2 separate regions of the Homo sapiens genome follow, and region 2 is linked to region 1. The links are chromatin loops, found by intact Hi-C in ENCODE. Cell type or tissue: PC-9. All regions are shown on one strand.

The links. Peaks named below come from ENCODE experiments on the same cell type or tissue, not always from the same donor. Only the 100,000 strongest peaks of a DNase experiment are listed, where the experiment ranks them.
Region 2: a loop joins it to region 1, with 8 times the contacts of the local background. A loop is called at or near these places in 2 of 110 quality-filtered maps.

What each region holds. Positions count from the first base shown.
Region 1 is chr2:149,991,205-149,999,204 of GRCh38, forward strand. No RefSeq gene overlaps it. Among named protein-coding and RNA genes, the nearest start is that of LINC01931, 140 kb to the left of the region's middle. In PC-9, no CTCF peak of the experiment used is centred here; DNase peaks (open chromatin) are centred at 567 and 3,337; H3K27ac peaks cover 1,769 bases.
Region 2 is chr2:151,234,585-151,242,584 of GRCh38, forward strand. No RefSeq gene overlaps it. Among named protein-coding and RNA genes, the nearest start is that of RBM43, 23 kb to the right of the region's middle. In PC-9, a CTCF peak has its summit at 4,444 (motif pointing left); DNase peaks (open chromatin) are centred at 3,237 and 4,427.

The DNA of each region.
Region 1 (8,000 bases):
ATCTAATACCTTAAGTTATCTAATATTATACCTAATATCTAATCAGTTATCTAATACCTTAAGGGTACATGTAAGATTAAAAAGAAGGTCACTGTGACTTTGTTCGGCAGCCAAACTTGGCCAACCTTAACTTTTAAAAGACTGGAGCATAGTTCACTTAGGTCAGTATATAAAATCCATCTCATGTTAATCACAACCAAGATGAACCAGCATCCTCAGAGAAGATCCATAACTTGTCTGTCGTTTGAAACTAAGAGAACAAGATACAGGTAAGTGCCCCACTGCTTTGATAATTTGCTTTAAAGCAAATGGCCAACTTTAAATGGCAAACTAGGAATTTCCCAGTAAAAAGCAAGTTGATTTACCAGCAGTACTCCAAACTTCCTTTTGGAGGTTAAGTAAAACAGGGAGGTTCTTAGAAAAGGAAATCTGCCTTAAGTACTAGAAAATTCCAAACTCATAATTATTTTAAGTCAAGCCCTATTGCAGAATCAACAGTCTCCATTATGCACAAGGGACCACCCACCAGAAGAGCATCCAAAGATAATAATCTATGAGAAAGGAGACCACAAAAATGCGGATACTGAATTTCTGGCAGGACCTTGGAGCTTATGTTTAAAGAAGTGATTGTCCCTTAGATACCAAGGCCATTTCTCTAGCTTTATGCTGGCAAGTTTTCTATTTATTGATGCTTTATCTTTGTGTGACTCTTTTTGTTAACCCTTTCCAATGCAAGTATTTTGGTTCCCCTGCAGTATCAACAAAAAAAAAAAAAATACATATTTTTGAAAAGCTTTATTTTTATTTTTGTTGAAAAGCTTTATAAAAAGCTTCTAGATTAATAGAATAATAGGATTTTAGCACTGGAAGGAATCTAAAAATACCTAATCTAACTACCTTGAAAAGATCAACGAGGGATCTTGTCTGAGATACCAGATGATCATCCACGACTATCCATGAGATCCAGGTTTCCTGGGTCATGCTGAAGGCTGTTCAGAGGACAGATTCTCAGAGTTGACATTCTAGACCTGTGAAGGTTCCTTGTCAGGTTCTTGACTAGGTTTCTTTTCTCAGAATAAATGACATGTGCAACATCCCAAGGTAGGAAATGTTACAGAATACAAGCACATTTGTTTCTACTTTGTTATAAATCATATGCACACTTTGAAAATAGTTAAGGCTTAGTGCCTAGGATACATGCATTCTCAAGTAGCAGGAGCATTTTGGCTAATACTCAACTGGGAAAGAAAATCTGGCTGTGCCTGCAAAACTAATGATCTGTACATCTTCTGCATAAGTTGGTGTGCATTGTGAAGAGATAGTGCTATTGAGAACTTGGGAAGAGTAAGTTTTGAGGGCAGTTCCCTGGAGGAGAAACAGGAAGTACAGAGGTTTATATTTGTCTCCTTCTGCTTAGATCAACTAGACTAATGCATGAGCTTTCTGCAGGTAGAGGCCAAGAGGATTTTTTCACAAAAGCCTTTATAAAATTTGGGCTAACTGTGCTAACTTGAGGTCCAGAATTAGGGAAAATGGCTTTCTTTCATCTTATCTTCAGCATTGTGAAAGTTCAAGAGAACTCAGTGCATTTGGAGACTTGAGGGTTTTACAAGCCTTGGTAGCCAAAGGAGATGGCAGGCAGAAAAGCTGTTTTTCATAGAGTTGTTGGCAGCTGTGAAGTGTCCACTCAACTAAGCTTGAAGCATGCAGGGGAGGAAAAAAATGTCTTTTCTTTCAATCTTAAGGTCATAGCTGAAACTCCCATAAGAAAAGACAGATTAACAAGTGAGAAGCATATAGATTTACTTAATAGAAGCTTTCTGTGACATTGGAGACTTCAGAGATGAAAACACAAAGAAACAGGGAAACATAAGGTTTGATGAAGAGTGGACAGTCATGGAGAAATATGATAAGACAGAAGGGTATGGGAAAAAACTAAGGGCATCATAGCAAGGCCTGTTTGTTCAGATTCTCCTCTGTCTTCAGGATAAGGATGCACGTTTCCTCTGGGTATAGGGAGGGCACCCTCTATTGAGGGTCTTATGACCTGCTTTAGGGAAGAAAAAGGATGAAAGGAAGGCGAGAGTGGCCTTCCTGCTTCTGCTATTTCCTCAAAAGCTGAGTTGCCATATTTTGGAATAGTGTGTCCTGAACCCATCAGGAAGCCAGCATCTAGAGTCCCTGTGGCCTTGTGGGAGATCTGTCCTTGGGGCAGAGCACCAGGGGATTTGGGAAGGAGAGGGCTCTAAGGCCAGCCTACATTATACACTTGGGGATGAGGTGCCAGCAGCACTGGAACAGTCATATCTATGGGTTCCTATTTTTAGCCACAGACTACAGAATTCTGGGAAAGTTTTGGTTATACTTGGCAATATTAAGATTTAAACTCCACAAAGGAGTTTTAAAATACTTTACCCAAACAAAAGAGAAATTTTAACTTTCTGCAAGTCACGATTCATGTACTGTTGTTAAGCAACCACTAAAAAAGAAAAAAAGAAATAAAGGGAAAAACCCACTGAATTTAAAACTAAGTATCTTAATGAAAACAGTCTACGGAAGGTGTGTTTTGTCTGCTTTCATGTGTTCGTTCTGTAGAGCAAATAACCTGCGGTTAATGTTCCTCTTCTCATTTGGATGCTAAGACACCCTCCCCATCAACAAACACCAAAAGCTTTGTACTAAAGGCAACATGGCCTGTCTATAGTGTTTATAGCACAGGACATTAATTAAAATATAGAGAAACATTGCTTCACCCAACCAATACAAGAACATTAAATTCCAGCAATTCAGAACAACATCACTTTAAATAGTATATGCAAATTAAGGATATTGTGTGTTTTTATTTTAATTGCAAGAGGTAGAGTCTTTTGGTAAAGTGACATTTTGAAATGGTTCTTCTGTTAAATGCTCAAGAGATTTCTTTTCAAAGTGAATAATCATGCTTTGCCCAGGTGGTGAATCTCTACACCCACTAGACTTTTATATACTCCGTTGTTTTTGCCCACTCACTCAGCCACCCACCTACCTGGAGTGGCTCTTCCTCCAAATATTCATGACACCCCGTGGGGCACTGAGAGGTTATTATGGCCATCCTTGGCCTCGCCTCCCAAATGAAGAACGTTCCCGGCTGAATTGCTCTTTCCGTATTTCCATCTACAGCTCATGCTTATTAGAGTGCACACCGTGCCCTCAGTATTACATCAATTTCTGGAGCTGTGTGTGATCTGGAGGTGGCTGACTGGGTATCTGTCATGTGATATGTCTAAGTGTTTCAACCCCGATGGCAGTCTTCCAGCAGCTGGGATTAACTTTCACATTTTGAAGATCAGTTTTCAAAGGTGGAAACCATGGGTGTGCCCACAGCACTACCACATTTCTCATGCTCATAGAAACCCGGGCTTGCCTAAGCCATAAACCCTAACAGTAATGAAAATGCCACACATTCCAAGCCTGTCATCATTCCCCAGCTTTGATTATGCAATTGTAGCCTATGACTGGCCTCAACCATCCTGTCCATCAAAGGACTACTACCCACCATACTTTGAGTAGCCACATGCATCTCTACCTCCCTTTTGGCTTTCGGTCACATTATCAGTTGAACTAAAATGTTCTTCCCAGCTTCTATGTACCCACATTCCATGGTCCCTTCAAGCCCTAATTCCAGATCTACTTCCTCTGTGAGTTCTCTCCTAAATATGCCACCCACCGGGGTCCCACCTTCCTAGAACTTCCTCGCACTTACTTTCTCGATGCAGAGTTGCCTACATTCCCATTTTGCTTGATTACTTGTTTATTTTTCACTCTTGCACTTTTATGTAGCCTTTCTTGTGATTATGGTTTATGTTCACTGTTGTAAAACAGTTGGTTTATGTTTTACTCTTCAGGTTTTGCTAATTACCTTATCTCATTCTGTTAATCAGAACACTTAGTACGGATTTGGGCACAGAGTAGGTGGTCAGTGAACATAGTTCACTGGAAAGACAGTCTCTGTATTTCCACTAGGAGGCTAGAAAGAAAAAACAAAATCTAGATGTTCCTTTTGTAAAATTTGTTGATTCCTCAGAATTAATTGCTACTTTAATATCACACGACACAAATGGATCAAATTCATTTAATCCTAATCTAGTAATTAATTCCTCCAGCAAATAATGTGCCAAGTATGACATTACTGAAATGCAGAGTTTTGATGATAGAGTGCACATCCCAGTTTTTACTTCTCGTAATCATAAACAGTTGCTTAACTGTTTTAAGCCACAGTTTTTCTCCCTCTCCATCTCTCTCTTTCTGTTTGTGTATTTACTAGAAATTTAAATTATCCGATAAAGATATAAATCATAGCGTTTTAAAAATAGCATTTTACAAACAACAAAGAAACATTTTTTGAATCAATTTTCTACACTAGGCTTTATGGAGGTACAAACATGAGAATTTAAAAAATTAGTGAATTCAAGGAAATTCTTGTGAATTAAGAATTTTTTTTATTATACTTTAAGTTTTAGGGTACATGTGCACAACGTGGACACAGGAAGAATTTTTTATCTTTGCCTTCTTACAGCATATTCTTGTGTTTGCTTGTAAGTGTTTTTGTTATAACCCATGCACATTAATGCTGCCTCCAATGCCATTTTTTCACTTCCAGGAAAGCAACTTAATTCATTGATAGCTATTGTTGCTAACCCTTGTGTTCTAAAAATGCATAGGTCTGATAGGAGTTTAACTTTGCACAATTGTTTGGAAAAACTGTCTGTCAGTATCTAGTAAAGCAAACCTATGGCTTAATAATTACACTTTTAGGTATACGCTAAGCAGAAATGCACACATATATTCACCAAAAAACATGTTTGTGGCAGCTTTATTCGTAATACTTTAAACTGAAAATTACCCAAATGCCAATCAACAGTAGAATGGATAAATAAATTGTGGCAGTTTCATATAAGAGAAACCTACACATCACTGAGAATAAAGAAACTACATATCCATCAGCAGCATGGATGAAGTTCACAAAGATAATGTTGGACAGAAGAAGGCAGACACAAAAGACAGTGTACTGTAGGATTACTTACATAAAATAATTTGAGATAAAGGCAACATTTCCCAGGCCCTAGAAAGTTCCTCTTGGTGAGTAAGGGCATAGTGATAGAAGAGAGGCACAAGAAGGTTTCTGGGTTGCTGGTAATATTCTGTTTCTTGATTTGGGTGCTGGTTTCAACTGTGCAAATTCACTGAGCACTTTCCTGTATGTATATTATATTTGAATACAGTTTTGTTTTTTTTTTTAAATCTTCCAGTCTGTCTGGACACTGTATGTTCTGGAATCACTCAGCACTCACTGGCAGGCCACTGGCAATTCCTTTGCTCCTCTTCCATCATGCTGGCATCTCAGCCACTGATCTGACTCTTGCCATGCCTACCTTTTCTTAAGACTCCAAACAGGAGGAAATGGCTGGTTGTCTCTCTCTGATTGTCCCAGTAGATTATTTTGAATTCACTTCTTGACTTCTATTAGCATCAATTCCAGGATTGTTTAGTTTGTGCTTCATTCTTTTCTCCATTTGCTAATTTTTTACAGTAATTTATCTTCTTCAGTTGCTCCTCTTTCTTTCATATCCTTGACTGTTGTGAGATGCCTCTCATCTTTTGCTTTACTTGCATTTTTCTTTTCTTTGGATTGTTACCTTTCCATTTGCCATCATTTCTCTGGTGACCAAGAGTGTTCTATGTATCTGCTGTGTGAATGGCACCATGAGGTGTCAGAGGTGGTCCAACTAGCAGCTGAAGACGTTCGGCTTAAGGAGTGTGTCATCTCCTCATCTAGCAGGGTACATGAACTACTATTTCTGCATTTCTGTGCTTGGATTCCTCTTTATCACATCTGGAGCTATTAAGTATGGTGTAACTGACATTAAAATGCTGGATTTTTTATCTTTGCCTTCTTAAGCACGTTAAAATGCTGCTTAGAACTGTATTTGTAGCCAGCATATGGCAGCCCAATGTGCAGAGCCTCCTTCTCCTGGGAAAGGCATCCAGGCAGATAGATACTTCTATCATCCTGCTTAGTCTTGTTCATCATTATTATCCCTTGAGCACATCCTAATCTGTCTTTCTTATACAATTAATTTAAAACATGGCAATGTCTCAACTAATTTTGTTATTATATTTCAAGAAACAACTATATTTACCAAAATATAGTATGTAAAAATCTTTCCTCATAATGACAGTAAGGGATTATAACCCATTGAATAACATAAGAATGTATGGACCCGCAGAGTTAACACATATACCTATACATAAGTACATGAAAGGAGAGAGAGAAAGTTCTTCCCCATGGGAGGACACCACATAATAAATATAAAAAGAATAATGGAGGTAGAAAAAAAATCAGTGTTTCTAAAGAAATAGAAAAACATTTCACGCTCACGGAGAGGAATCAATATCATTAAAATGGCCATACTGCCCAAAGCAGTTTGTAGATTTAATGCTATTCCTATCAAAACTACCAATGACATTCTTCACAGAACTAGGAAAACTATTTTAAAATTCATATGGAACCAAAAACAGCCTAAATAGCCAAGGCAATCTTAAGCAAAAAGAACAAACCTGGAGGCCTTGAAATACCTGACTTCAAACTATGCTACAGGCCTACAGTAACCAGAACAGTATGGTGCTGATACAAAAACAGACACATAGACTACTGGAACAGGATAGAGAGCCCAGAAATAAGACTGCATACCTCCAACTATCTGATCTTCAACAAAGCTGACAAATACAAGCAATGGAGAAAGGACTCCCTATTCAACAAATGATCCTGGTTAGTAAAACTGGCTAGCCATATGCAGAAGACTGAAACTGGATGCCCCTTCCTTACACCATATACAAAAATCAACACAAGATGGATTAAAGACTTAAATGTAAAACCCAGAACTATAAAAACCCTAGAAGACAACCTATGCAATACCATCCTGGACATAGGAACTGGCAAAGATTTCATGTTGAAGACACCAAAAGCAATTGCAACAAAAGCAAAAATTGACACATGGGATCTAGTTAAACTAAAGAGCTTCTACACGACAAAAGAAACTATCAACAGAATAAACAGACAACCTTCGGAACAAAAAAAAAGTTTGCAAACTATGCATCTGACAAAGGTCTAATATCCAGCGTCTATAAAGAACTTAAACAAATTTACAAGAAAAAAATCACCTCATAAAAAGTGGGCAAAGGACATGAACAGACACTTTTCAACAGAAGACATACATGCAGTCAACAAGCACGTGAAAAAAATCTCAACATCACTGATTATTAGAAAAATGTAAATTAAAACTACAGTGAGATACCGTCTCACACCAGTCAGAATGGCTGTTATTAAAAAGTCAAAAGATAACAGATGCTGGTGAGGTTACAGAGAAAAGGGAATGCTTAGACACTGTTGGTGGGAGAGTAAATTAGTTCAACCATTGTGGAAAGCAGTGTGGTGATTCCCCAAAGAACTAAAAACAAAACTACCATTTGACCCAGCAATCCCATTACTGGGTATATACCCAGAGGAATATAAATTATTCTACCATAAAGACACATGCAAGCAAATGTTCACTGAAGCACTATTCACATTAGTGAAGACATGGAATCAGTCTAAATGCCCTTCAGTGGTAGACTGGATAAGACAAAAATGTGGTAAATATAAACCATGGAATACCATACAGCTATAAAAAAGAATGAGATCCTGTCCTTTACAGGAACATGGATGGAGCTGGAGGCCATTATCCTTAGGACACTAACACAGGAACAGAAAACCAAATACTGCATGTTCTCACTTATAAGTGGGAGTTAAATGATAAGAATCCATAGATACATAGAGAGGAACAACAGACACTGGGGCCTACCTGAGGGTGGAGGAAAAGGATCAGAAAAAATAACTAATGGGTACTAGCCTGAATACCTAAGTGATAAAATAATCTGTACAACAAACATCCATGACAGTTGTTTACTATATAACAAACCTG
Region 2 (8,000 bases), 1.2 Mb after region 1:
GATCCACTAGCCAATAATTCTTATAATCTTATCCCATAGAACATACACATAGTTATTTGTGCCTTCTCTCTCTAAGACTACATTAATGATTTAACCCAACAATCCTATTTCCAGAAGAAAGCTATTATCTCAAGTTTTCTTGCTACCAGAAAACTGAAAATCCTGATAAGAACCAACTGAAAGTTTATACATATGTAGAATCTGAAATTTTGTTTACATGAACATACTTTGGAAAATTATAAATCATTTTAGAGAATTCAGAAAATAGTAACACTGAGAAAAACCTGTGCATGCATTTTGTAATCATGGAAGAGTCAAAATTCTACAGGTAGAAAACAGGCTGAAAATACTACTCATCTGCAAACACATGCTAGCCTTCATGAAGAAGAAAGGATGACTTCAAGGGCAGAGCCTTCAGCCCAGAGGGCAAAGCTGCGAAACAGAGGATTATTCCCAAGCCTTGAAACCTAATGTTGTTTGCCCTGCTGGATTTCAAATTCACTTGAAACTGATGACTCCTTTTTTCCTTTCATTTTGTCCCCTTCTGAACTGGAATGTCTATATCTGTTATCCTATGCCTGTCCCACCACTGTATTTGGAGAGCAAATAACTTGCTTCTTTAGTTGAGTTCACAACTTCCCAGATGGAGGTGAATTGTGCCTCAGGATGAGTTATACCCAAAGCCTTACCCAAACCTGATGAGATTTGGGACTTTTGAGCTGATGAAATTTAGATTAGATTTTGGACATTGAGTTGATGCTGTAATGGATTGAGATCTTTGGAGATGGAATGAGATTAATGTATTTTACATGTGGACAGAAGTAAAGATTTGGGGGGCAGAGGTGGACTGTGGATAGCAGAATAAAAACCCCCAAAGATGTCCACATCCTAACCCCTAAAACCTGTGGATAATGTTACCTTATATGGCAAAAGTGACTTTACAGAGAGGATTATGTTAAGGATCTTGAGACGAAGAAATTACCCAGATTATCTTGATGGACCCAACATAATCATAGGGGTTAGAGCAGCAATGGGAAGTGAATACAGGTGCCCACCAAGGACATATGTTAAAAATACCCTATCTGAGAGGTTAATGTTAAATAATAGTGCAACATCAATTGATTTCTCAGTATGAGTCATGTTTTTTTCACAGAACCTACTTTAAGCACTAAAGCATTAAAGCTTAATGAAATACTCTGGGTGCATAAGGTTAATTAATAGATTGCATCTGTGTAGAGAGCCTGCATGTATCTGAGACTGCAGTTTTCCACTCCAAGCCAATTCTTGGTAGCTTACCAGCGCCATGCTGCCTCTAGAAGGAGGCTAATTACAACACTGGACATCTCTATCCAAGGGGTTGAAATCTAACATCCAAGAACAAAGAGGAATCAGAAGCCAGTTCAGCATGGAATCCCTGTTAAGGCCTCCTCGGAAAACAGGGCAGTAGTGGATCTTTCTCTCCTAGCCAGAACACCAAAGCCATCAAAGCAGGGGAGATGGGTGCCTGAATAAAGTAACTTTGCTTTTTCTTACAGTGCTGGAGAGGAACATGGCATTCATTTGGATATTCTTCTCACTCTAAGCAGAAGGTCCTGGTAATAAACATCTAGAAACTGTCCACTATAAATTGTTTGGTTTCTTTTCTCCTGTTTCATGAGGGCATGGTGATATTATACTCTTGGAATTCCTCTTTTCATCTGCTTCCTTTCTACTGACAGTTCATAAAGAATGGGCCACACTAGAAATAAAGTCTAAGCAGTTATTTCTTAAAATGGCCTGGGAATTTGGGCTCCATGTACCTTGGTGTGGATACCAGAGAGAATTTTTTTTTTAACGGTGGTCATTTCCATGCCCCGGGCTGCACCCAGATTCCTATGTGGTTCTTTGAGATCTGAGCTAATAACTTAGGAAGTCGTAGGAGAAAGGTTCATTAACCAGATGCAAAAATTGCATAAGGGGCTTTTCCTGCCTGTTTGCTGTTCTTAATAATAAAAATGGTTGCCATTTATAGGTTTATACAAAGGGCCAAAATCTATGTGCACTTTATATACATATTCTTGTTAAACCCTCCCCCAAAACATTGCACAGTAGATATCAATACCTCTGCTTTATGATTTAAAAATATGAGATTTAGGGCCGGGCGTGGTGGCTCACGCCTGTAATCCCAGCACTTTGGGAGGCCGAGGCAGGCAGATCACGAGGTCAGGAGATCGAGACCATCCTGGGTAACATTGTGAAACCCCATCTCTACTAAAAATACAAAAAATTAGCCAGGCATGGTGGGGGGCACCTGTAGTCCCAGCTACTCGGGAGGCTGAGGCAGGAGAATGGTGTGAACCCGGGAGGTAGAGCTTGCAGTGAGCCGCGATCGCGCCACTGAACTCCAGCCTGGGCGACAGAGCAAGACTCTGACTCAAAAAAAAAAAAAAAAAAAAAAAAATGAGATTTAGAAACTTTAATTTGTGCCTGATCCGTACTAAAAAGACAGAGGCAGGATTAGAACACTGGTCTCTAAGCCCAGAACCTACATTCACAACTACTATTTACTACTGCTTCACTAGTTTATTTATGTGGTGAGAAGCAAATGTTAAGTTTTGAATTAAAATTATTCAATAGCACAGTATTTTATTATGTTAATTGAAGAAAATTTTTCTTCATGATTTCTGTGAACCTGTGACCTTTCTCTGCATCCAGAGCTCTGAAGGACTTTGGGTATGTTTATGCTATAAGCAATCATTATAGATTATGAGCTAAGTCTACCCACCAGACCAGACGAAGACAACACAGGCTTCAGGAAGAGATATTAGACATTGCAGGAAGAGATATTCAGGAAGAGATATTAGATATTAGAACGTGGCCTGTGTACATCCCTAGTCTCTGAGGACTGAACACTGAAGCCCCTAGATTTGTTAAGGGTTTGAAAGCAGAAAATGCCTTTGTTCCCAAATAGAACCTGTGGAAGTGGCAAATGTCCTAGAGAAGTGTTCCAGGACCTTCCATGACAAACATAGTGTTGGAGCAATACAGCGGAAATGGCCACAAGGGCAGAGCTGAGAAAGCCAGAGTGAAAGCCTCTGAATGTTTCCCCATCCCTAGGGAGGTTTGACAGAGCTAGGGAGAGGCAGATCTGGGGAGGTTTTACGGATGGTCGTCAGACAATGTGGCTGTTATTTGCAAGGACAAACCTACCCAAGAGAAGGTGAAGGTTGTCTGACTAGATATCTGACTCAGGAGGTGACAACCAAGGACCAGCCCCTGACTCACCAGCACCACCTCTCACTCACTTTCACTTAGCAATTCTGCTGGCAGATGAGGTGGGAAAAATCCAGAATTGACCAAGATGATCTTGAATTAATTTTTTGACTCAGTGCAATGTGAGGTTACTCTGAATTAATTGATATTTGGTTTCTGACATCTAGTAAAATAAAACTTCAAACTAGAAATTAAATTCAATTATGGGGAAAGGTGATATTTTCTTGCAAATTTAGTTTGCAACCTAAGAAATACACATTAGCCATAAATGGTGGTAAACTACATCATAAATATATATTGTAAGAATATAGTGTCTCTACTTTTTCATTTTCACTTTTAAAGGTAAATTTAAAACATTCACAAAGGGAGAATAAATAGCATAATGAACTCCAGCTCCAACAATTACCAGATGTTGTCAATCTTGTTTCTTCTATTATCTTCCCACCTCTCTCCACACACGCACACATACTTTCAATTCCCATATTTATATTTAATAGAAAAGGGATTTTAGAAGATATCATTATTTATTTTTTATTTTTTTTTTTTTTGTGGAGATGGAGTCTTGCCATGTTACCCAGGCTGGTCTCAGACTCCTGGGCTCAGGCAGTCCTCCCACTGTGGCCTCCCAAAGTGCTGGGATTACAGGCATGAGCCACAATGCCCAGCCCCAAGATATCATTATGACACCGAAAAAGATTAAGAGTAATCCCATAATATGATATAAGATTGTCTTCCTGTTCAAATTTCCCTAGTTGTCTCACCAGCATCTTCTTATCACTCTTTGCTTGAATCATAATCCAAACACGGTCCACCAATTGTATTTGGAAGTCTCTTAGGTCCCTTTATTGTGTAACACTTTACCCTCTAAGATCTGTGATTCTTAAATCTCTAATGCACGTGGAATCATGTCTGTGAACTGAGCTAAAAAAAAATGTGAACTGAGCTCCACAAAAAAATAAAAATAACAAGTAAAAAATACATAATGATATCTTGGTAATGCTAAAATCCCTTTTCTATTAAAGATACATATGGGAATTTTTGCCTGAAATTATATGTCTAAGGCTGGGCACAAAATTCACAAGTCTGCAAGCTGATTTATAAGTACCACGCTAACTCATTGCGCCACTGAAGCCAGCACAGCTGATTTAAATGTGGGCTACAAGCAGTGTTTCCCCACCAGAGGAAAGAATTCCTCAGACAGGGATCTGGCTCCCTCTAGTGCTTTTTCAGATTATAACAGCCTCTGATTCTCAAACCAATTTAGAAATAGAAAAATAATCCCATTGTAAATAGTTCCATGATATATGCCCTTTTAGCTGCGTATTTCTTATGTCATACCACTCAACAATAAGGAAGGAATTATTTCATTATCTTTGATAATGAAAGATAACGATTACTGAATATCAAGTCCAGAGTCAGAAGCTACATGTTTATTCCTCAGTCTGTGGAAGAAGATGTCACAGTCCACCATTCAAAGTAACATCATCATATAGGAGTGCAAAGGCTTCTTTAAAACAACAACAGCAACAACATCAAAGTAACATCATCATCTCTACCAGAAGTCTTGCTGCTGTTTCCAAGGTACTCCTACTGTTTTAATAGCTCCTTTATTTCAAACTGCCACTTTTTCATTTTACTCATCCCTGCATTTGGGTTAGAATTGGGAGTAGACAGAGGTTCCTCTAAAAGCAATAAATTCTTACCGTTGTTTCTGATATGGCATCGAATGGATAAAAATAGAACAGAAGAGAGGGACAGGCACGATGGCTCACGCCTGTAATCCCAGCGCTTTGGGAGGCCGAGCTGGGCGGATCACTTGAGCCCAGGAGTTCCAGACCAGCCTGCCCAACATGGCAAAACCCTGTTCTACAAAAAAATAGAAAAATGAGCCTCTAGTTCCAGCTACTCGGGAGGCTGAGGTAGGAGAATCGCTTGAGCCCGGGAGGGCGAGGCTGCACCGAGATTGCACCACTGCAACCGAGATTGCACCACTGCACTCCACCCTGGATGACAGAGTGAGACCGTGTCTCAAAAAAAAAAAAAGTAAAAAAGATGAGAGGCAAAATGAAAGAAAAACATACACACAGTTTGTAATAATCCTTAGGACCAGGCCTTGGCACCAGGTAGCAAGAAAAGGGAAGCATAGAAAGTGTTACAAATAATTGACATCTGCTAAATTAATGTACTTTAAAATAATAATTGATTGTACAAAGTATTATAAATGGTATTTTAAAAAAGAAAGCAAGGGCAAGAAAACATACACCCAATCTAGGAAGGCTTGTTTACCATGAATAACCTCTTCATCTCTGAGTATATAGAAATGCATAGTTTTATAGACACTTTTGTGTATTTATGTTTTAAAACTATAGCTACTCTGCCACAAGCCATTTTTAAAAGGTGCATTCCTGAAAGAAGAAATAAAGCTGAATTGAAGAGTGGGGCCAGGTGTAAATTAGTTTCATCTAATGAACACACCCTAAGTCCCTTATATAGGAATTCTCAGGATAGCAATAACATAGCTCTTCAACACTGGTCTCTTGCACGTGTAAGAAATTTTTTCAGCTGTGTCAAAAGAATGCCAAATTTAGGAAAACATTGCCACCTTTGAATTCTTCACCAAAAGCTAAGGTTCAGCAACAAAATCCAATACAGTTCTGATTGATTGTGAATTCAATGCAGCCCAGCTCAAACCTGATTTGACTGTGGATAGTGTTGATTTACTCCTCAGTCTCCAGTGAATCCCGAGGTTTTCTTCTAGGAATGACATAAATAGGACCCATAGATAACTGTTTATAGTATTTACATCATTCTCTATCAGGATGACCTTGGCTACAACTGGACAGCTCAGATCTCAGGAAATGTACCAGTGTCAGATTGTTTTATTTTTGCAATTATATGTTGGGGAGATGAGAGCAAGACAGTAAATATTCCCACTACAAATCATTCTGAGGCTGGAATGAGAAATTTCCTCCATATCTGGGCCAAAAAAAAAAAAGACCACAGGAGTAGAGCTAGAAGACTGCCTGAGATGGGCAAGGGTGATTTGCACCATCGTATCTCTGAATTACCCTTCCACCTTGTGCCACATCACCACCACCTCCCTAGCTAATGGCAGTGACCAAGAGGACAGAGTCCCCTTGTCTAGGGAACACAGGTAAGTACCTGGCCACAGGAGAACAGCAAGAGGGACAGGGATGATCTTTTAGAAACTAAGAGAGGCTGGGCACAGTGGTTCACCTGTAATCCCAGGACTTTGGGAGGCCGAGGCAGGTGGATCACCTGAGATCAGGAGTTCAAGACCAGCCTGGCCAACATGGTGAGCTCCCATCTCTACTAAAAACACAAAAAAATTAGCCAGACATGGTGGCGTGCACCTGCAGTCCCAGCTACATGGGAGGCTGAGACAGGAGAATCACTTGAACCCAGGAGGTGGAGGTTGCAATGAGCCGAGATTGTGCTACTGCACTCCAGCCTGGGCAACAGAGCAAGACTCCATCCCAAAAAAATAAAAAAATAGGAAATAGGAGAGTCTGGTCCGTCCACAAATTCATACAGAAAGAATTTCTGACTCATCTTCTCTGGCATTATTGGGTCACCTTAGAGAAATGGCTGTATGTATTGTTGATTGTTGACAGTTGTATCCTATAAAGTTTTCAAGAACAACGAGTCCACAAATATTAAACCATCACTCCTGACAGAAATACAAGATTAGTTTCCCACAAGCCTCTGGTCATATTTTCATTAATCAATCAATACATAGCCTTGTTTGGTGTGTGTTTCTGTTTAAAGACACCTTATTTAATATACACTGTTGATTCATTAGCAAAGAACTCACAGCCAACAGCACTGAAACTCATGCCTAGATGAAATGTATCTAATATATGTATTTTCTCTGTAAAGCACATCCCAGTCTTTTTACACTTAGGAACTCTAGAAAACACTTTAAACACTAAAAGGGTGGGAGGCTAAGGTAGGAGAATCGCTTGAGGTCAGGAGTCTAAGACCAACCTGGGCAACAAAGTGAGACCCCCATCTCTACAAAAAATAAAAAATAAATTAGCTGGGCATGGTGGCACACACCTATAGCTCTAGCAACTTAAGAGGCTGAGGCAGGAGGATCCCTTGAACCCAGGAATTCAAGCCTTTTTTAAAAGATGCATTCCTGAAAGAAATAAAGCCGAATTGAATTTGAGAGTGAGGCCGGGTGTAAATTAGTTTCATCTCAGGAACACATCCGAAGTCCCTTATATAGGAATTCTCAGGATAGCAGTAACAGCTCTTCAAGACTGGTCTCTTGCACATGTAAGAAATTTTTTCAGCTGTGTCAAGAGAATGCCAGATTCACACCTGGCCTCACTCTCAACTTCAATTCAGCTTTATTTCTTCTTTCAGGAATGTACCTTTTAAAAATGGCTTAAACTGTGCCAGGCACAGTGGCTCACACCTTTAATCCCAGCACTTTGGGAGGCCAAGGCGGGTGGATCACCTGAGGGCCTGGCCAACATGGTAAAACCCTGTCTCTACTAAAAATATAAAAATTAGCCGGGCATGGTGATGAGCACCTGTAATCCCAGCTACTCAGGAGGCTGAGGCAGGAGAACTGCTTGAACCTGGGAGGCAGAGGTTGCAGTGAGCCAAGATCGCACCATTGCACTCCAGCCTGGGCAACAAGAGTGAAACTCTGTCTCAAAAAAAAAAAAAAAAAAAAAAAGGCTTGAACTCCTGGGTTCAAGGGATCCTCCTGCCTC